2 separate regions of the Homo sapiens genome follow, and region 1 is linked to region 2. Evidence: read pairs that join two places in POLR2A ChIA-PET (ENCODE). Cell type or tissue: PC-9. All regions are shown on one strand. Each heading gives the region's core, and the rest is flanking DNA. Links, peaks and the distances in the headings are about the cores only.

Region 1 (10,588 bases), core at 1,488-9,487, 390 kb before region 2:
CTGGTAACCCTACCTAGTTTAAAGTAGAAGATATTGAGGCTGAGAGAAATTGAACAGGGACTGTTTGATCCCAATGTTCTTTTCCTTACCAGCTCTATAGTCACCCCCTTCCATCAGCAATTATAGGTAAGATCACCAGAATAAAACTAAAACACAATGAACAGCAACTGTAGTTATGCAATAAATTTAGTTTAGCCTTCCTGGAAGCCAGCATCAAAAAAATTAATGACAAAACTTCTGAACTCAACATATTTTTAACTTCCTATCATAGATCTCAACAAGAAGCCTGTCAGATGAAGATATATAAAGTTACTCAGAACCATAAGATTCATTCATCTACTTAATTATCCAACAAGTATTTACTGACATCCTGTAACAAGCCGGTCACTGTTATAGGAACTAGTGATATGGCAATGACTAGGATTAGCAAAATCCCTGCTCCCTGAAACTTACACCCTTAAAGAGAGGAGGGGCTTGAGGGGAGAAGGGGAAAGGAGGAATATGTAACAATAAAAAATTTTAAAAAAAGATTTCAGCTATCAGTAAGTACTGTAGAGACAATACCACAAGAAGAGCATGTAATAGATGGTGATGGCTGGGAATGGAGAGGATACTATTTAAGACTGGGTGATCTGAGAAGGCTGCTCTGAGAAAATTACATCTGAAGTGAGAGGTGAATAAATACAAAGGATCCAGCCAAAGATGTGGAAGGAAAGCTTTACAGACAGAAGGAATATCCAGAGTAAAGACCTTCAGGTGGGATAAACCTAGGAATGGTCGAGAAACAATTTCAAGGTGACTGGAAGGTAAAGAGTGAGAATGTTGAGGGAGAAAACATGCACTCAGAATCTGACGGTTCTGAGGAGTTCATGCACTGGAAGGTAAGGCGTGAGAAAGGCTGAGTGGTACAAATGGGGTCAGGCAGTAGGGATTAAGCCTACCAAAAAGTAGGCTCTGTAAGTGCAATGAGAAGTCACTGGGTTTTTTAAACAGGAAGTTAACAAGACCCAGTTTTGTTTTATAAGATCATTCTGGCAGGGGGTGGGGAAAATGGCTTGTAAGGGGTTAGAATGGAAGTAGGAAGACAAGTTAGAATGGAGTGAGGTATGCCATCTGGACAACAAACTTAAAAATCGCCTTTCAAAACCTAACCTGAAGGTACTTTAGAGAAGCCTCTGTATTCAGCTATTCAACTTTTTAAAAAAGTAAAAATTTGATATGCTGGAAGCACCATAAAGGTGATTAGGTATATATCACAAATCGCTACAATACTTTAGTACTGGCTTCCTACAGATTATGTGAGTGGATAACCAAATTTCCAAGGTCAGATTTTTAAAATTCTCAAGTTACTGCAGTGGTAACTTATGAAATATGGATACTTACTTTGACTAAGTACTTAACATCACCAGGAATTAGCATCAGGAGGTCAAAGATTATGATATGAAATTATAGAGAGAATACATGGCTAGTTCCAAGATGGCTGTTTAACTCAAGAAAATAATTTTAAATTCTTAGTAGTTCAGTTTACTCACAAGTGTGGAACAGACATAACAAGGTCTGTACTGCCTACCTAACAAGACAGTTGTGAGAACAAATGGAAAACAGATGTGAAAGAATTCTGGTAATATAAAGCATTATGCAAATACAAGTTTTTGTATAAAGCACAATCATAGACCTGGAAGAGCTTGAGGATTCATTTAGTATAATCTTCACATTTCACAGCTGTAGGAACCGATATCAAGAGAGGTGAATTAGCTATGCCACTGCTTAAAGTAGAATTTAGATTTTGCTTTTATATCACAGAAAAATATTAATTTGAGTAGTTTCCAAATTTTCTACAATGTAAACTATTATTAATTTTAAAGACAAGTATTCCACAAACCCCCATAAATCCTAAGAAGGAAAAGTAACTTGGAATTCTTTATTAACAATTTATTATGCATGTAAACAAAAATTAACATATTTTTACTTCAATTCCATGATATACATACATTAAATATAATTGCTCTTAGAGAAGCATATAACTTTCATAATGCTTTATAGTCAAGTCCTATCACTCAAGGAGACATCCAAGTAGCTTTACGTGATTTTTGGCACTGAATTACACTGAAGGCCTTCAAAGACAGTTTGATCTTCAAAATAATCCATATTAATATTCTTCCTAAATAGAATGTCTGTATTTCTAAAATTCCGTATCATCTAAAATTCCTAAGAAGCTTATATCAAAATTTTTTTGCTGCTTAGGTAAACAATATTTATTTCCATATTTTATTAAAATGTTAAATATTAAAGAATCACATGACATAACAATAGCAATAGTTAACAGTGTTAATCTTAACTTATCATTAAGATTGCTAATGTGGATATTCAGTGATTGATGTTTACTGGCTACTTATTGCCTCCAGTCTTTATACCCAAATTTGATTTTATCTAAGTTTAATCTAGTCAAAAGAGAAAAAAAAAATCCTCTCAAGATGAAACAATTATCTACTAATTCTAAGCTTACTGACATGTTGCCTATACCTGCATTTTTGTACTTCTTATTAATTTTCCTCTTACACATTCCATAATTACTTATCAAATGGCTTTTTTATATTAAACACATCCTAGACATTACAGACAGAGTGATGAACTGAATAGATGAGGTACATACTCTCACGAAGCTTGCATTCCAGTGGGGAAAGACATAATAATCAAGCAGTAATAACATGAACAACAACAAACAAAAACCCAAAATATAATAATCAATGTTTGGCAGAGAATTAGAATAATATGGTGTAACAGAAATGCCCGAGGAAAACCTCCTATAGCTGAGATCTGAGAGTCATGAAGCCAGCCAGGTAAGCATCACAGATAAAATTCTGAGCAAAAGAAACAACTACGGAAAAGGCTCCATGGCTTGGTCTGTTAAATGTACAAAGGGAGGATCAAAGCAATGGAAGCAGAGTGGGTAAGATGGAGAAAAGTCCAATGAGAGGTAAGAAGAACAAGTGGGGCTAGTTCATGCATAGTTCTCCAGGGAGTGGAGATTCATTCTAGTCCAAGTGCAATAGAGAGCTACTGAGGAGTTTTAAAATCACAGAAATAACAGTTTGATCTACATTTTATAAGTCTGATTTATATTTTATAAATGTGAAGAATAGCATGCAGAAGAAGGGCAGATGAGAAATAAGGGGAACTCTAGGAATAGTACAAGTACTATTAGGTATTTGGAACAGTACAACATTAGGAATGGTACAAGTGAGACGATGGTAGCTTGGACCAGGGTGGTAATAATGGAGATGGAGAGAAGAACATCAATTCATGGTGAGGCAGGTAGAAGAAATAAGACTTGCTGAAGGATACAGAGGTTTGAGCAACCTGAGGAACCAAAGATAATCCATAGGTTTGGGGTTTCAATATGTGCATAGATGGCAACCCCAGTGATTTGAGATGAGGAAAACTAGGGACTCTAATAGTTTGTTGACTGCATGGTTGGTTGGTTGGTTTGGGTTAGTATTTGGTGGTGGTGGTGGTGGTGGTGGTGGTGGTGGTGGTGGTGGTGGTGGTGGTTGGGGGGAACAGTTAAGTGTTAAGAGTTGTATTTTAGCCATGTCAAATCTGTGACAACATCCACATCAAAATATCCAGTGGGCAATTAAATATAGAGTCTTAATTTTTAAAATTATAATCAACCAATTGATGTCTCATTTTGTGGGCAAAACTTTGCAAAACTTTTCACCTGCTCATTGAGTGCTTACAAGTTAACACATACAAGTACAACAATGATGATCAAGATGACAATGATGATGAGGGAGGGAATATTCTGATCCGTACTGTGATGAGACAGTGATTCTTGAAATCAATAAACACATGGGGTAAGTAGATAAAAGGTCTCAAGATTTCTCTTCCTTTTGAGCTAAGCCTTACTTAAAATAGTTACATACATGTAGCCCCACAGGAATGTAAAATAGGAATTCATTTATATTTTAAAGTTAAGTTTGCTTAAACGTCTACACTTTTGCTTATAAATCTCTTAAGGAACTTGAGAAACACCTAGTGCTTCCTCCAAACATAGAAACCTAATAAAAGTTCAAGTGAAATATGAACTTGGATAGATATTTGTCATTTGAATTAATGTAGCTTTGTAAATAAATTCTGTTCTTTAATGCTTTCAATTTTATCAACAGGATTAGCAAACCTCCTGAGATGGAATCCTCCCTTTAGACTGTAATTCATAGAATTCAGATTAAAATCAATAAAAGAAAATAGTAACCAAAACATCAATAACAAAACACACCAAATAAATCAGACATAAACTTTGATATTTGTTATGTGTCCTCTTCACTTGAAGGCCAACATCTGATATCTGTGATTCTCTGGTGCTTATAAACTAGATAGCTTCATGTAAACTAGATATATACATACCTTCATATATGACTAAATAGGGCTTATTCTAATGTATTCTACCAACTATGGAAAACTGGAACATAAAAAAAGTAATAGAGGTGGAAAAAATCTCCAGTCAACACAAGAAGAGTATGTTTCTTTTCTTTTCTTTTTTTGAGACAGGGTCTCCCTCTGTCACCCAGAATGGAACATGGCTCATTGCAGTCTCAACCTCCTGGGCTCAAGTGATCCTCCTACTTCAGTCTCTCAAGTAGCTGGAACCACAGGCATGCTCCACCACGCCCCGCTAATTTTTCAGTTTTTTTGTAGAGACAAAGTCTCCCTATGTTGCCCAGGCTGGTCTCCAACTCTTGGGCTCAAGTGATCTCCCGCCTTGGCCTCCCAAAGGGTTGCGATTACAGGCGTGAAGCCACCGCACCCAGGTAGAAGAGTAAGTTAAGGAAAGATGTCTTTAAACAATTTTCAAGAATTTTATATATTTCATATATTCCAGTTAATGATGGTTCAAATCTATGAGATATTTTGAAGTGAACTGAACCAAAAATGAAGATTTATCACCTTAATTCAGGAAAAAAGGGATAAAGTGTCTATTGGAATGAAATCCAGAGGAGTCAGGCACTGCGTATCCCCCACCAGGGCACTGTTTCATTTACAATTCGTGTGTGTGTGTGTGTGTGTGTGTGTGTGTGTGTGTGTGTGTGTGTGTGTGTGTCTCCATGGCGGTGGGAGGTAGGCATTAACTATATTCTTAATATTTCCAACCTGACTTCTCCATGATCCCTTAGGAAAAATTCTTAAGGTGCTCAATTTCACAATTCCTGAAGGATTCCTTGGAGTTATGTGTACAAGAAAAGGCTTACATAAGCTTCTCCCTCCAAATCAAGGCTGAGGCAAGAAAATACTTGGCTTACACGAGAGTAGAGTTGATAGAGTTAGTACATTACTGTGTTACTACGTTAGGCGAAGGTAGGTGCTTTTCTCCATTGATTGGGGAAAACTCTAAAAAAACAACTGTTATTCTGGTGGGGTGTATTGGGAAGTTAAAAGGAGCCAATGAAGACAGATTTCAGAGCTTTTATGTTACTTTTCAATAAAGAAACTTCAGCCTGACATTGGTCATTTTTCTTAAATTAAAATACAATTTCACTGTGAAACAGCCTAAAATCAAATGTTACATTTAGCATGTAAGAATTTCAGTGCTAACACCTCTTTTGGCACAGATTCTCAGTTTTTACTGCATGCAAATTTGGGGAGGGGGGTGGAGAATGAACTCATGGCTTAAGAATCTGGCAACTGCTTGAATTTCACTGTAAAGACGCATCATTAAGAAGCTAGGAATCTGAGTCACTTAATATCAGGCTTCAGCTAAATACTTAAATGGTTACATAACACCACTAATTTTTAAGAACAAGAAAGGGTTTTTTTAAAAAAATGTCCTGGCTTTAGGATTTCCTCTTTCTGTTTTTCATACTATAAAAATATCTTGTTTGATCCTTCAATATATTAAAAAACTTATTTGCTTTCTTCTTGAAGAATAAAAGATCTCCACATCTTCATACAGATGCCCATTATTAACCTGACACTCTAAGATGCATCTTTCTTTGGCATTAGATAATTCATTTCTCTCTGATAATGATTCATGTTTATGATATAAGATAAAATATGAGAAATTCCATTGTAATAATTAAAATATCTCTAAAATTCTAGTGAATTCACACATTATCAAATAACTAAACTGAAAACTAAAAACCATGCTTTAAATCCTGGATGCTTCACACCATGCAGATAACACATCTGAACCAATAACAAAAGTTTTCACTCAAGCTTTGACATTTCGACATGTAGTAGATATAACTTAAATTTTGGAAAAGAAATAAAGAACACATTGGAAAATTATTTTTTAAAAATCTTTTAAAGTTCTATATGAATAGTTTCTCAACATTAGCTGTAGTAAAATTAGAAAAAAAAATTCGACGTTTATCATTAACCAAAGGTACTATGTATATCATTAACCAAAGGTATTATCTCTTTTGAGATCAGGGTCACAAACAACTAACATGAATTTGCTTAAGCCTTAAGAGCTTGTTTTCCCAGTATTTTGAAAAGGGTGAGGAGAACCAGATAAAAGAAGATATTATAACTTCCTATAAACACTGTATTTAGAGCAGTAAGAAAGCAAATAACCATGCTCCTCTTACATACTCAACATTAAATTATCTTTCACAAAGAAAAAGGCATTTTTTTTAACAGATACAGCAGTATGTGCAGTTATAGGAAGTATAGAACTCCCACATCCTGGCCTTTACATTCTTCTTCTTAAAAGAACGCAGCATTTATGAGCCCCATAATGACTATTTTAAATCCTTGAATCACATTGCAATAGAAAAACACTGTATAGCATAATGTATAATGGCATATTTAAATACAGCCCCAAATCCCATGCTTCTATAATCTATATTAAGTTGTGAGCAAATAAAGACATTTCTACCTTGATCATTTCTTAAGCAAAGGTTAACCAGAAAGGCAAGCCTTAGGAAGAAATAGAATACATACCATGATGTAGTCTCTTTCGTTAGAAAAGGCAAGAAAAACAGATTTAAATTAAGACTTGGTGTATAAAAGCCGAAAGCATAGAATTTGTATCCACATAATGAACTGATGTCTCCTCTAAAGACGTCAGATTGCTGTTCAGCTAAACTATCTAAAAATACCTCCTTGCAAACACACACACACGAAATGACTACAAAGACAGGTCTTACTAAGCAGCTCGACTTGCACAAAATCACTTAATAAGTGGGAAAAAATTGAAGTACTTAGGGAAAAAATAATAGAAATTTTTCATATCAATTATGATCTTTTATGAGCTATTTTGCAAACCAGCATCAATGTGTAAAGAGTAGTTAATAAAGGATCTTAAATCGTAATTAAGCTAAGATGTCCAACAGAAAATCATGTTCTATGAAGTTAAAATCAAATAAAGAAAAATAAATCTCTGAATCACCATCAACATTCTATTTAAAAATCAAGAAAATGAAAATATCCTAGCTGAAAAAGCAGGAGTCAAATTCATGGATGCCACCGTGTGTCAGGCCATGTGCCAGATATGTAATTCCTGCAAAAACCTATGAAGTATGCATCATTAACAGTATTTGACAGATCAGGAAAAATGGTTCTGAACATTGAAGCAATCTGCCTACTGTCACACAGCTACAGAGAAGAGTTGGGTTCCAACCCACATAGGAATGACTCGAGCATTACAATCTAACAACAATAACTGGCATTCACATAAGCTTTACAGTTTGCAAAAAGATTCTGATGACATGAACTCCAGTTTTCTCATTTAAACCTCAAGTTTTCATCTATAGAATGAGGAGCAGAACCCCATTTTGCTCCTAATATTGTAAGATGACTAAAGAAAATCACACACACAAACACACACAGAGCACTTAATAAAATAATTTTAATTATTACTGTAACTATTAACAATTTTCCTTTTCCTTTTCTTTTTTTTTTTTTTTTTTTGAAATCAAGTTGCACTCTTGTTGCCCAGGCTAGAGTGCAATGGCATGATCTCAGCTCATTGCAACCTCCGCCTCCTGGGTTCAAGCGATTCTCCTGCCTCAGCCTCCCGAGTAGCTGGGGTTACAGGCACCCACCACCACACCTGGCTAATTTTTAATATTTTAAGTAGAGAAGGGGTTTCACCATGTTGGCCAGGCTGGTCTTGAACTCCTGATCTTCAGGTGATCCACCTGCCTCAGCCTCCCAAAGTGCTGGGATTACAGGCATGAGCCACCATGCCCAGCCAATAATTTTCAAAACAATATTGTGAGGTAAGACCAGTATTACAATCATGATCTCCATTTTGAAGGGAGAAATCAATAACTTTAAGAAGTTAAATGATGGCCAGGTGCGGTGGCTCACACCTGTAATCCCAGCATTTTGGGAGGCCAAGGCGGGCAGATCATGAGGTCAAAAGAGCGAGACCATCTTGGCCAACATGGTGAAACCCCATCTCTACTAAAAATACAAAAATTAGCTGCACGTGGTAGTGCGTGCCTGTAGTCCCAGCTACTCGGGAGACTGAGGCAGGAGAATCGCTTGAACCCGGGAGGCGGAAGTAGAGGTTGCAGTGAGCTGAGATGGAGCCACCGCACTCTAGCCTGGAGACAGACCGAGACTCCGTCTCAGGAAAAAAAAAAAAAAAGAAGTAGTTAAATTACTTGTCTACGCATTGTACAGCTAGCTAACATCAGAACAAGAACTCAAATCAAGGTCCTTGGTAAATAAAGTACTTTATTGTTTTACTACACAAAAAACCTAGTTGGAATAGTTCTTTCCTATTGCTGTGTAGAGGTCCACAGTTGAAAAAAATCAAGATTTTGTTTTAAATATGCTTATTAAAATGCTTGAAGATAATATACAATGAGTATTGTTAATAAGTTTTGCTACACTATGTATGACACTTCAATATAGATCCAGTTTGTTCTCAGGCTCAGGGTTCACAATTCAAAGTCACTCATTAACTTTATTATAAACAAACTTGACGACAATATCTTTTTCCATAGCAGCTTTGGATGACACTTAAAGGAGGGAACAATACAGAGAAAGGAGTAATGTATATACCTGTGACTAATAAAGCCAGCACTTGACACGAACTCCTTCAGGGAAGTGCTCTTGTCCTACCTACTCTAACACCACAGCCATCATGATCAGACATACACTCTTTTCAGAGAGTAGAGACCGAATATAGTGCCACTAGCAGTGCCAAGAAAGAAGAATCCATCATCAGTGGATTTCAGGGTGCTCCGTTGTGGCTAGGTTAAAATATATCTTAATACAGCTTTCTAAAAGGTCTAATTATTATTTCACAGTCAAAACCGTAATAAAGACAAACCTAATTATTATTTATTTATATGTATTTTAAATGGCTAAGACAATGTTGCTAAGTCAGTCTGGCTGAGAAAACTCCTTCATCCGGCTATATACTAAAATTAGCTCCCTATAAATTACTTATCTAACTAGAAACAAATTAAGAGAGCAATCATATCACCCAAATAGTAAGTCAAAGCAGGATTATTTTCTAAATCCAAGTCTAAAAAAAGGATAACATGAAAGACCTCTGGCGAACCATATGGATGGGAAATTTCAGATAAGCATGGTGACCTGCTCCTAAAAGGTTAAATTAACAAGAGAAAATGTGCATATAGGCCGGGCACAGTGGCTCACACCTGTAATCCCAGCACTTTGGGAGGCCGAGGCGGGCAGATTACTTGAGCTCAGGAGTTAAGAGAGCAGCCTGGCCAACATGGTGAAACCCCATCTCTACCAAAAAAAATCCACAAAAATTAGCTGGGTGTGGTGATACGCACCTGTAGTCCCAGCTACTCGGGAGGCTGAGGTGGAAGAATCACAGGAACCCAGGAGGTGGAGGTTGCAGTGAGCTGAGATCACACCACTGCACTCCAGCCTGGGTGAGAGTAAGACCCTGTCTCAAAAAAAAAAGGAAAAAGAAAAGAAAATGTGGATGTGGATATAAAGAGTTAAAGAGTAGTTCTTCAAAACAAAATTGTATTCTTGCAATTCTGGCTAAGACTGAGGAACAATAAAATATACTGCTTTTATTTCCATTGAGATCAAGGTAAAGTTACTCTACATTTTATGTCAGGGATGGTAGCAGTTACGACATGGCACTTATGAAAGCCCTTTGAAACTTACTTGAAAGAAAATCACTTCTAAATGTTGAGGGAGGAATAAACTGTTCGAGGACTTTCTGATTAGAATTATAATCCACAGGACACACTGAAAACAAAAGGAATTGTCCATCCTTTAACCTATGTACAAAGGAAGGTGTTTCATGCAGCTTCCCCAAATAGACCTGTGCGTGCGCATGCATCTGCACGTACAAGAAAAACCTGCCAATGGCTCCACCAGGCGTTAGCTTGTGACTGTGAGAAAGTTACTTTACCTCTCTATGTCCTGATTTCTTTAGTATGTGGAGGCAGCACTCTTACATTATTGTGAGGATTCAATGAGATCATAAATGAAGAGTTTCGAACACTGCCTGGAACAAAGGGAGCCTTCCATTTTAACTAATGATATCATTACTGTTGTTTTTTCACTCTAATAATGAACTAGTAAAAAGAAGGTTGCTGCTGAGTATGGAACCGTAGGGGATGGAAAAGGCAAACCAACTTAA
Region 2 (10,588 bases), core at 1,790-9,789:
TTTTCTTCTCCCAAGTGAGGGGAATCATCATCATGGATAAGCGGGGGCAGTTCCCCAAATGTACAATGTCTTTTTGTTCTCTTTTGAAAAATCAAGCTGACAGTAAAACAGAAGTAAGAATTACTTCCCCTAGAGAAGTTATAGCAAATACCCTCTGGAGGATGATAGGCATTTTTAGTAACATACAAGTCTCCTCTTTGGTGGGCTTATAATAAAGGAAGGAAAGCACTGTCCCCCCACAGACACGCAGGCAGGCTCCTCAAGCCTAGAAGGGCCTTTCCTGCCACCAGGTGGAATGTGCCAACCTACTCCTCCTCCAGGAAGTGAAATGTAAACACAAGCTGCTGCTGCATGTCCCACAGCTTGTGACTTCAGCATCTTATTCAGTTACTAGAAACGGGCAGTGTGGGATTAAATTTTCTTTTCAAGCATAAGATAATCCACAGAGAAGAGCAACAAAGCACGACCAGCCTAAAGTCCTGCGATTGATTGTAGGTGTGAAACCCAGTATCAGATAACGGAACATGCTGTTCATTGGGGAGTTGCAGAGGCACGTATCTGATGGACTCCACATACTTTGATGGGTTACCAGGGCCTGAGGTTTAGGGTGACACAGGCTAAACACGTTAGTGGGTACAATGCTAGGGATACCTATCAAAGGGACAAGTGACGGCACTTCACAGAACTCACCCCAGTACGACACCTAATTCTTTCACATGGACTCGTGTGTGTCCCCGGAGATATTCAGATAGCATTTTACTTTTAAGGTACATCTCCTGTAGTCTATCTTCAAGATGCATGATGCACTGCAAAGCCAAGAACATTCACAATGAGGGCTAGAAGTCAAATCTCTGCCAATATTTTAAGAGTCAGAATTTTCTTAATTCATTTCTAACTACACAGCTTTTATCTCATCAGTTTCAAATACACTTAAAAAATCACAAGCCATCTCAAACCCTACCACTACCAGGTATAAGAATAGGTTCTTGTAAAACAAAGTTTACTTTTGCTAACTATTAAGATTTACATATGTATTATTCTAGTCTTTTTAAACAAGTATTTTTTTCATAGTTGAAATCATTCCAAAAGTGTTTCTTGCCTTTAAAAAACTTTATAATAATCCTTTCCCATATTAAGAACTTCTTGATATAATTTTTATAGCTAAACAATATTGAGAATGTGAATTTACACGTAACCACATAGCAAATTGCATTTTTGTTATAAATAATTTAGTAAACAGTATGGTTTTTGTTTTTTTCCCCCAATAGCTCAGATTATTCTGGCCCAGTACATTTCCAGAGGAGACTGACGGGAACAGGTCATTTTGAACCTCCCCCACAACTTTTTTTTCTTTTGCTTTCAAGAATGTATTTTAACTAGGTCTTTAATAACAATAAAGAAAAGGCAATTATTTTCAGGACATCTTTACCCTTGGAATAGTGTTCAGCTTCATTTTTTTAGAGAATAGCAACCATCTGTGTCTTTCACCAGAGGCAAATGCTTTTGCATTTGGCAGGCAGATACCCGAGCATCTTCAGTAAGACACCTGATGGCTTTGGCAAGGGTAATTCCATCATACCTAATTTTCTTCTAGACCATTAGGCCTGTTATTTTCAAGGTAAAAAGATTAACAGATGCATTTGAAAATGTTGATCTTGACCATCTGGGCTGATCAACGACATGGAAAAAATATCTATCAGAGATGCAATCTTTTCAGTTTTTCATTGGTTTAAAATCTTAAATACATTGTGTCAGGTGGATGAAACACAACTGCTAAGTGACTAAGAGTAATAAAGTAAGGAGGATTTCACCAATTCTCATGGAAATGCTCCTCCAAGTAAACAAGGTGGTAAAAGGATCTTTATTAGCTTTCAGTTCCTTATGGAGTGAAATAGAAAATTTTTAGTAAGAGTCACAAAATATTAAAAATAATATTCATATTACATTGAACCCTTTCTGTTTGGAAAAAGTAATTACAGTGTTCACAGCCTATATGAAAACTGTATGATGCAGTGTGGAAATAAGAACTGTGGTCTATATGAAATATATACTAGACGTGAAATCAAAGCATTTAGACAACTTTTAGCCAGTCATAGTGGCTCACGCATGTAATCCTAGCACTTTGGGAGGCTGAGGTAGGAGGATCACTTGAGCCCAGGAGTTCAAGACCAACCTAGGCAACATAGTGAGCCTCTGTCTCTACAAAAATTAAAAAATTACCTGGGCATAGTGGCCCACACACCTGTAGTCCTAGCTAATCAGGAGGCTGAGGTGGGAGGATTGCTTGAGCCTAGGAGGTCAAGGCTGCAGTGAGCCAACATCATACTACTGCACTATAACCTGGGTGACAAAATGAAACTCTGTCTCAAAAAAAAAAAAAAAAAAGAAAACATTTTTTAAAAGACTTGATTATTCCATTGAACCATGCTGGGGGCTTTTTAAACTCCTCTTTCTGGGATTTTATTCCTGAGATGGATTTCTCCAATTTTTAACTTCTAAAATTTCAAATAGCTACCTTCTCTTTTTGTATTGAAGGTTCTAAAAGCCATTTAATCACAGGTTTCATTCAAGTGATTTTTTTTAAGGAGAATTTTAAACTGCAGATAAAATTTTCTTTGATCTTGGTTTTGTCAGGTTAAATAAGTCATTCACACTAGTAAGTGCTTGAACACACTTCTGTCCAAAGGAAGTAAAAAGAATTAACTATAACAATTTATTGCTTTGATAACCAAGATATCAACTGTGACAAGACGTATGTATTATAGAATGAAATATAAAAGTTTGGCAAATACTTATGAAGTAAACTATGAAGTCTAATATACATTACTTCTCTTACAGAAAAGGAAACATTAACCTCTAAATCAGCATAACTCAACCTGCTTTTAGAAGGAGAAACTGCCTACTACTGTATAACAAAAAATAAGATCATAATAATCCACAAGTGCTTCTCATATTGCCCCAGGACAGATGTCTTGCAAGAGTACGCTTCAGCTTAAAGCCCAAATAAACAGTTTGGAAAAAAGGTGTTGTCAGTCTTTGCAACCATTAATATTGTTTCATGAAACTAATTGTTATTGACTATCATACTAATAGTAGCTGTTTACTGAGTGCTTATAACATCTAACACTATTCCAAGTGCTTTACATTCATTCTCTAATATAATTTCATAACCATAGGAGATAGGTTCTATTATTTCCCCAGCTTTGCAGATAAGGAAATTAAGGCTTTGAAAGAGTACATGGTTAGGAAGTAGCAGAACTTGGATTTGACCCCAGGTTATGGGGCTCTAAAGCTAACATATATGGCTTTTAAAGTATTTTATAATATTGGCATGGTGCTTTAGCAGTAAAAAGCAGTTATATCCCTAATTTTCAGAAGATTCTCACAGCACCCTTGTTGAACAGGTACTATCTTTCTTTTACAACTAAGAAAGCTGAGGTTCGGAGAGACTCGGGATTGTCCATTGTTACACAACTAACCAACGGCAAAGCCTAGACCATAACCCAGCTACGCTCAGTGGTCTTCCTGCCTTGCCACACTGTCCCGACTTTGATAACAACCAGACGGTATTTCAGAGCACCTTCTTCAAAGTCATAAAAGTCTAGACTCTTTTTGAGGAATGGGTACAAGTATAGATTTGGTCATAAAAACCCAGGACAATGACCATTACATTAGCAATTAGCGTAGGTAATTAATATTTAAAAACTTCCTGCTTTGTTGGGTAAACAGGTTTGCATCATTTTTGGAGGCCAGGAAGCAGATAACAGATGTTTTGGTTTGGGGCTGTGCTGCAGAGAACAGCGCTGTGCAGACAGGAGGGAACAGCAGAGAAAGCAGACTCTTTCCTCACACACCTGTCTCTGAGGTCAGCCCATCCAAGCTCTACCCAGCTATATGCCATATGCCCTTAAGCTTCTCTCTCTCTTTTTAAGTGTTCATCACCACTGGAAAAGCTTTTCTTCTTTTGAAACCTTTCCCCCTCCCTCTCTAAATGTATTTTCTCTTTCTTTCAATTTCTCTGCACATACGCAGATACTGAGAAGATTTTGTCATGCATGTTAATTCCAGTGGCTGGGGGGAGCTACTGATACTTTTCTAAGAGTGTATAGGCTCTGTCTGTTGTTTGTATTTAAAGTATTGTTACGAAAGTGATTTTAAAATCCCATTTGGAAAGAAGCGGATTGCTTGAGCCCAGGAACTCGAGACCAGACTGAGCAACATGGCAAAACCCATCTCTACAAAAAATACAAAAATTAGCTGGCATGGTGGCACATGCCTCTAGTCCAACTACTCAAGAGGCTGAGGTGGGAGGATCACTTGAGCCCAGGAGGCGGAGGTTGCAGTGAGCAGAGATCATGCCACTGCACTACTCACTCCAGAGTGAGACTCTGTCAAAAAAAAAAAAAAAAAAAAAGCAACAATTGATATAATCTTACATGTGTATAGTACTTTAAAGCTGGAAATGTTGGAAATGTTTACACAAATGATATTCTATTTTATCCTTAACACCTTTGTGAAAATGTTTGCTTAATAAAAGGAACTACAATCCCTTCAGAAACTGGCCTACTTATTAAAATATCAATCTAATAAAAGGAGAACTCATGAGTTCTCCAGTGGATGATTTACAGTTTCCTTTTATGCTTGATCTCTCCACCCATTCCTTATTTACTGCACCATATACCTCATTCCAAAAAATTCCAGTGCCGCTCCTTGTTATTTGTTTCACGGAAGAGCTATTACTACTGAAATCTATCCTGTTGCGAGTTTTATGCTGCATGTTCTAGTTTTAGTTATGCTAATCTCCAATTATATTAAAACAGTACTTTTGAATTTGTGATTTTATAATCAAAATGTCGTTAAAAGCATTTTAAAACTAGATTTCTTTGGTGATATAAGAACCAGTACTTACAAAATCAGCAGGGAGGTGAAGCTTATAGAGCTGTAAAATGGACTGAAGCAAACTGGACACCTGACTAGAGACCAGGACATCCTGGCCTAGTTTCATGTTGTCCGTCACTTTCCTCTGACTTGTAGCTACCTGCACACTCCATTTATCCGTGTCTGCGATAATACAGACAGCTTCAGCTATTGGCTCATCCAGGACTGGATGCTGAAAAAGAAACACAAAGGGATGGGTTTATTTATCCAGGTGAGTCCAAAAGGTCAAAGTTTCACTACTGATAAATACATTTAAATGTAAAATTCTTGACAGCCAGGCAGTTATGGATAGAGCAGATTTAACAACTGGTAAATTATGCCATAGGGTAAATAGGGTAAACACTGAAGCAGTCACAAGGACTTTTTTAAAGACCTAATTTCTCAAAACAAATCAAAGTGTAACTGCTTGGGAGGGATGGGTGGGGGAGGGGGAGGATAGAGAGAGCCAGAGACAGAGAGACCTGCCTCAAAGCCAATGCACATATGCACATTCTTCTAACCCTCATTTACCAAGGAAAATTAGTACTGGCTGCTTCCGTCCTTACTCCTTTCTACTATCCTGGGGTGACTGCTTGATTCTTTTGGCTGCTTAAATAACTTCCTCCAATAAATCCATCCGAATTTTCCTTTGAAGAATGATCTTTCTTAGACAAGGCCCGGTGAGACTGCAATCGGGTCCATCCTTCCTCTATCACAGTGTGTTTGTATGGCCCAAGCTATGCCAGCTGGATGCTCCTTCCCTGGGAATTCCTTGTTAGTACCAGCACAGAAGACCAAAAATGGTTGGCACCAGCATATTCCTGCCCAGACAGCAATTAGTACAAGGCCTGGTGGGACTTAGTACAAACACCTTCAAGTAGTCCATGGTTCCTGGAACTCCAGAATTGCCTTGTTGCCTATTTGAACCCTAATTCTTTTGACTTCTCATCAATTCTATACATTCCTAATATTCCTTCACTAAAGTCCCTCCTGTTTAAGTTAACAAGAGTTGCTAATTGCAACAAAGAACCCAAAGAGATATACAGCTTTGCCACTGGACCATGGTTACCTGTAATTTTTACGACTTAATCCAAGTAGTGGGAAGGCTGCAAATACAAATCAAAGATGCATGATGCAATACTGTAATTTTAACAGGTGATCTGACTCCCTAGTCTTGGACTCTGTCCTGTGCAGCTTTGTATTCCTTCTCACAAATGGGAAAGAGAGTGGTGAGATGAATGAAAACTTCGTGCGGACCAACATTTTTTCCTACTATTATCCAAGGGGGAATAGTAGGAAAAATAGTAGGAAAAACCCTGGTAATAGGGTTTATATTTTTCCCTATTATCAGGGTTTATAAAAATATAAGGGTTTAAAAAGATATAAACCCTATTATCAGGATTTATATTTTTCCCATTGAAAGGAACAGCAATCAGGCAAAGTCTGATGTTCAACATTTATTTGTCTGTTCAAATAATTTTAAACATGAGAGATAAAGAATTTGATAAAGTATATTTTTGAATTCATAAAGCCCAGTTTCCCAAGACAGTTCTCATTTTGTAGAATTGTTAACTGAAAAGTACAAAGATTTTCTTACACACATAATGACCCCATCACCATTTTCAACCAAAGGTTTTCATGACCCTTTCACCCCTACGCTTCTTACACATGCATATATACAGTCTCCAAAACGGACAACTAAAGATACAAGGCTTCAGTGACTTCTCTTTACAAGCTCCTCCAAGGTCTTGTTCATCCTGTGTTATAAATTTATATCAAGATGATGACGACTTGCCATCAATGAGTCTGGTCCTTATGGAAAAAAAAAAAAAAGGAAATTTGAACACTTCAAATATTTGTATTTTGAGCTCAAACTCCTTCACTGCTTTGCATTTGTCAGAAATCCACAACATGCTGGTCATGCCACGGGACAGATCTATATTAGAGACCTTTCTCTCATACTGACCATATGTCAACATAGAGACAATGAGTTGAACGTATGCCTGTCACCTTTCACAGTGAATTCTAGCTTTTGCAAAGGGCAAGGGGAGGAGGAGGATTGATTTGCAATAGGTAATTTGGACCCTAGGTTCAAATCGAACTTAGTCTTCTAAATGATCTTCCCACTGCAGTGGTAGGGAAGGGAAGAGTGTGTCAATCCCCAACAGTGCATAGACTATAAGTTATATAGTACCACTACCAACACAAAGTGCTTTGTTTTAAGCAACTAACTGCTGGAATAAGGGCCAAGAGGCATACTAGGAAGGTGATGGATGGAAGATTCTGCAAGCTTAGGTTATATCAGAAGGCTGTAGATTTACATGCAATAACAAAAAGGGACAGAGAGGTTGGCTCAATTATTTTAAAAGTAAGCATGCAAGAGAAATGTAAAACTAAAAAATACTAACATGAAAAATCAGCACAAGTCTTTGTATTTATTTATTTTTTAGAGACAGGGTCTTGCTTTTGCCCAGGCTGGAGTGCAGAAGTCTGATCACAGTTCATAGTAACCTCAAGCTCCTGAGCTCAAGTGATCCTCCTGCCTCAGCCTCCCAAGTAGCTGGACTACAGACATGTGCCACCACACCTGGCTAATTAAAAAAAACGTTTTTGTAGAGATGGGGTCTTGCTATGTTGCCCAGGCTGGTCTCAAACTCCTGGCCCCAAGTGCTCCTCCCACCTCTGCCTCCCAAAGAACTGGGATTATAGGTGTGAGCCACTACATTTGGCCTCCAAAGTTTCTTACTTTTTTTTTTTTTTTTTGAGACAGTCTTGTTCTGTTGCCCAGGAGTGATGTGGTGCAATCTCGGCTCACTGCAACACATGGCTCCTGCGTTCAAGCGATTCTCATGTCTCCTGGGTAGCTGGAATACAGGTGTGCACCATCACACCCACCTAATTTTTGTACTTTTGTTAGAGACAGGGTTTTGCTGTGTTGGCCAGGCTTGTCTCTAACTCCTGGCCTCAAGTGATCTGCCTGCCTTGACCTCTGAAAATGTTGGGATTATAGGCTCACAAGTCATTTTTAAATCACTGGAGCAAAGAGGCAGAATCTGAGGTAGAGACCTGAGTAAAGACGAAAGAACAATGAGTACACAGATTGAGACAAACTGACAAGAATTTGCGGGAGTCCATTCCTTGAAAGTGGGGCTGAATCTTCTCTCTGCATCCTTAGCCTCTAGCACAGGAGCTGGCATTTGAAAAATGTTACTTGCTGAATGAAAATGAGACAGATTAAGCACAAGCAAATGACAAGAGTCGATGAGCATCTTGTGTTCCTTACAGCATGGATTGCTGACTTTTATGCATGCAGGCCCCAGGAACAGAAAAGAACCAGCAGAACCTTTTCAAAAGAGAAAAAACTCCAAGAATTACATATTCTCAGGCTACTAAATACATAACACACAATTCCCTGAATCAATCCAATTGCCTCCATCTAACTATATCACTTAGTAGCTACTTACTTATTTACTAAAGAATAAACACCTTTTAAAGGAAGAACAAACTAGAGGGAAGTCTAAATATTCAAGAAAAGAAATGAATGCTGGAAAGAGATAAAAATATCATCAACTACTTTTAGTTACAATTCAAGGGCCACCGGGGCCACTGCTGGCCATCCCTGATCAGGCCTGAACTTGCACAGGGTCAGAGAGTTGAAGCTAAAGTTCTGGTGACTGGAGATTTCTGATCATCTTTCCAAAGGAAACTCAACCCCATTAGAGACTGGGCAGTGTAAACATATTATGATCTGGCTTATCAGTCAATCTCTAAGTTTTCAGAATTTAAAGAACTCTAAGATCTAGAAAACTATGTTTGGATTTGTCACAGAAATACATACCTGCACACTATGCCCTGGAATTCAATTTAACATTCCTCTTGGGTTTTTTTTTTTTTTTTTTTTTGAGACAGAGTCTCACTTTGTCACCCAGGCTGGAGTGCAGTAGTGCATTCTCGGCTCTCTACAACCTCCGCCTCCTGAGCTCAAGCAATTCTCCTGCCTCACCCTCCGGGTAGCTGGGATTACAGGCACCCACCACCACACCCAGCTAATTTTTTGTATTTTTAGTAGAGACGGGGTTTCACCATGTTGGCCAGGCTGGTCTCGAATTCTTGACCTCAAGTGATCCACCCACCTCGGCCTCCCAAAGTGCTGGGATTACAGGCGTGAGCCACCGTGCCTGGCTGGGAAGACTATTTTTTAGGCATCTATAGAACCACAATAAACAAACACTGAATTATATGTATGCTTCTTTATAATACTATTTCTTACTAGCCATACCTTAATAGTAGAAGTTAGTAAATAGTGAAATCTGTCAAGTAAGTTTTTTAAGTTCACAATTTTATCAAGTTCACATGCATAGCAGGTTTCATACATACACTTATTTGCAGTAACATACATGTAGCAATACTTTTAAGAAATTAAGTATTCTAAAAAATACGAACCTAAGATTGACTGATTTAAACACCTATGAAAAGCCTAATCCACTATCTGCTCTTCTTAGGACTTGGAGTTTGGGCATGGGAACTAAAGAAAAGGAATAGGAAGGTGGGGCATGCCTGTACCCCAACGCTGACAACTGAACCATGGTGAGCCTCACTTTGGCCTCCCATACACCTTAAGGAAAAGGGAGATATGCTATGGATACCTGTCAGTTTAGTAAGATTACTTGGTAAAATTTCTCTTCTTAATGCTAACATCTTTTTTCCCAAAGGGTTTTGTTACCTTGACTAAATATCTCTAGAAAAACAAACCAAAAAGCCTACGTTGTATAGTTACCTTTTTTAAAAGTTCTCCTGCAAACCATTATTGTCTCAGATTAATCAGGTCCTCATTTCAGAGTTCCAAATGAAAATCTGAGAGAAACACTAATATTAAATATAGTCATTCCACTTAAGATGCCTGTTTGAGAAACTTTACAAACCTTATGGATGCTGACATCAATTACCCTCTTTTCTCTCAAGCTAAGGAGAATCAATTTTGAAATACGTTTCCTGTCCAAATAATTTATCAAATTCTCCTATTAGAATGGATCTGCGATATGTTTGTACTTCCTCCATCAGCTGAGAAAAGCACTGCCCTATCGCCACCCTCCTGAGTGCCCACACCACACTGAGTGTCCAACGGCAGCCAGGGTATCAATGCAGAGCTGCCAGCCCGGCACCTTCCTGCCACCCTCTCCAGACCACTAACAGCAGGTTACATGCCTCCCACAGAAACTTAATTGGGTAACTCGGAAACTTCTGACAGGGACTTGCGGATAGAAGAACATGGGAGGTGAGTAAGGAGCTGCAGACAATTGTTAAGGTGGACAGCCAGTCTCCAGAAAGAAAGGAGGTAGAGGCCATATGCCATTATCATTTTCCCCTTGCTGCACTCATATGAGAAGTTAGAAACAATCATTTATTCATTTCTACCTTGTCAATATCTTGTTTACCCAAACTACTTTCCTGTGAAGATTTTTCAAGATAGAGTAACAAATGAAATACCTTGTTTTATAAATCTTTAGAAGATTATTGAGTTTTCTTTGCTATTACAGCTTGTTGAATCAACAGGATCAGCCTGGTTAATTTGTAGCCTCTAAGGATGGGTCCATTTCCTGGGAGTGTTAAATGCCTAGGACATTCCAATTTCAAGGTTTTAGGTCAGATTGCCGCACACACAAAATATGCT

Evidence for each region. ChIA-PET counts read pairs that join two places held together with the same protein. Peaks named below come from ENCODE experiments on the same cell type or tissue, not always from the same donor. Only the 100,000 strongest peaks of a DNase experiment are listed, where the experiment ranks them.
Region 1: POLR2A ChIA-PET joins it to region 2 with 15 read pairs; 2 of 35 experiments call an interaction of 5 or more read pairs at or near these places.

What each region holds. Positions count from the first base shown.
Region 1 is chr4:159,278,995-159,289,582 of GRCh38, reverse strand. All of the region lies in intron 7 of RAPGEF2 (Rap guanine nucleotide exchange factor 2), which reads right to left. Among named protein-coding and RNA genes, the nearest start is that of MIR3688-1, 160 kb to the right of the region's middle. In PC-9, for the core only: no CTCF peak of the experiment used is centred there; a DNase peak (open chromatin) is centred at 5,722; H3K27ac peaks cover 796 bases.
Region 2 is chr4:158,885,968-158,896,555 of GRCh38, reverse strand. FNIP2 (folliculin interacting protein 2) reads right to left here. Exons shown (of 17, transcript NM_020840.3): 15 at 4,910-5,110; 16 at 691-806. SPMIP2 (sperm microtubule inner protein 2) reads left to right here. Exons shown (of 5, transcript NM_152543.3): 5 at 2,839-3,422. The coding sequence ends at 2,853. Among named protein-coding and RNA genes, the nearest start is that of FNIP2, 120 kb to the right of the region's middle. RefSeq lists a silencer at 1-59. In PC-9, for the core only: no CTCF peak of the experiment used is centred there; a DNase peak (open chromatin) is centred at 8,735.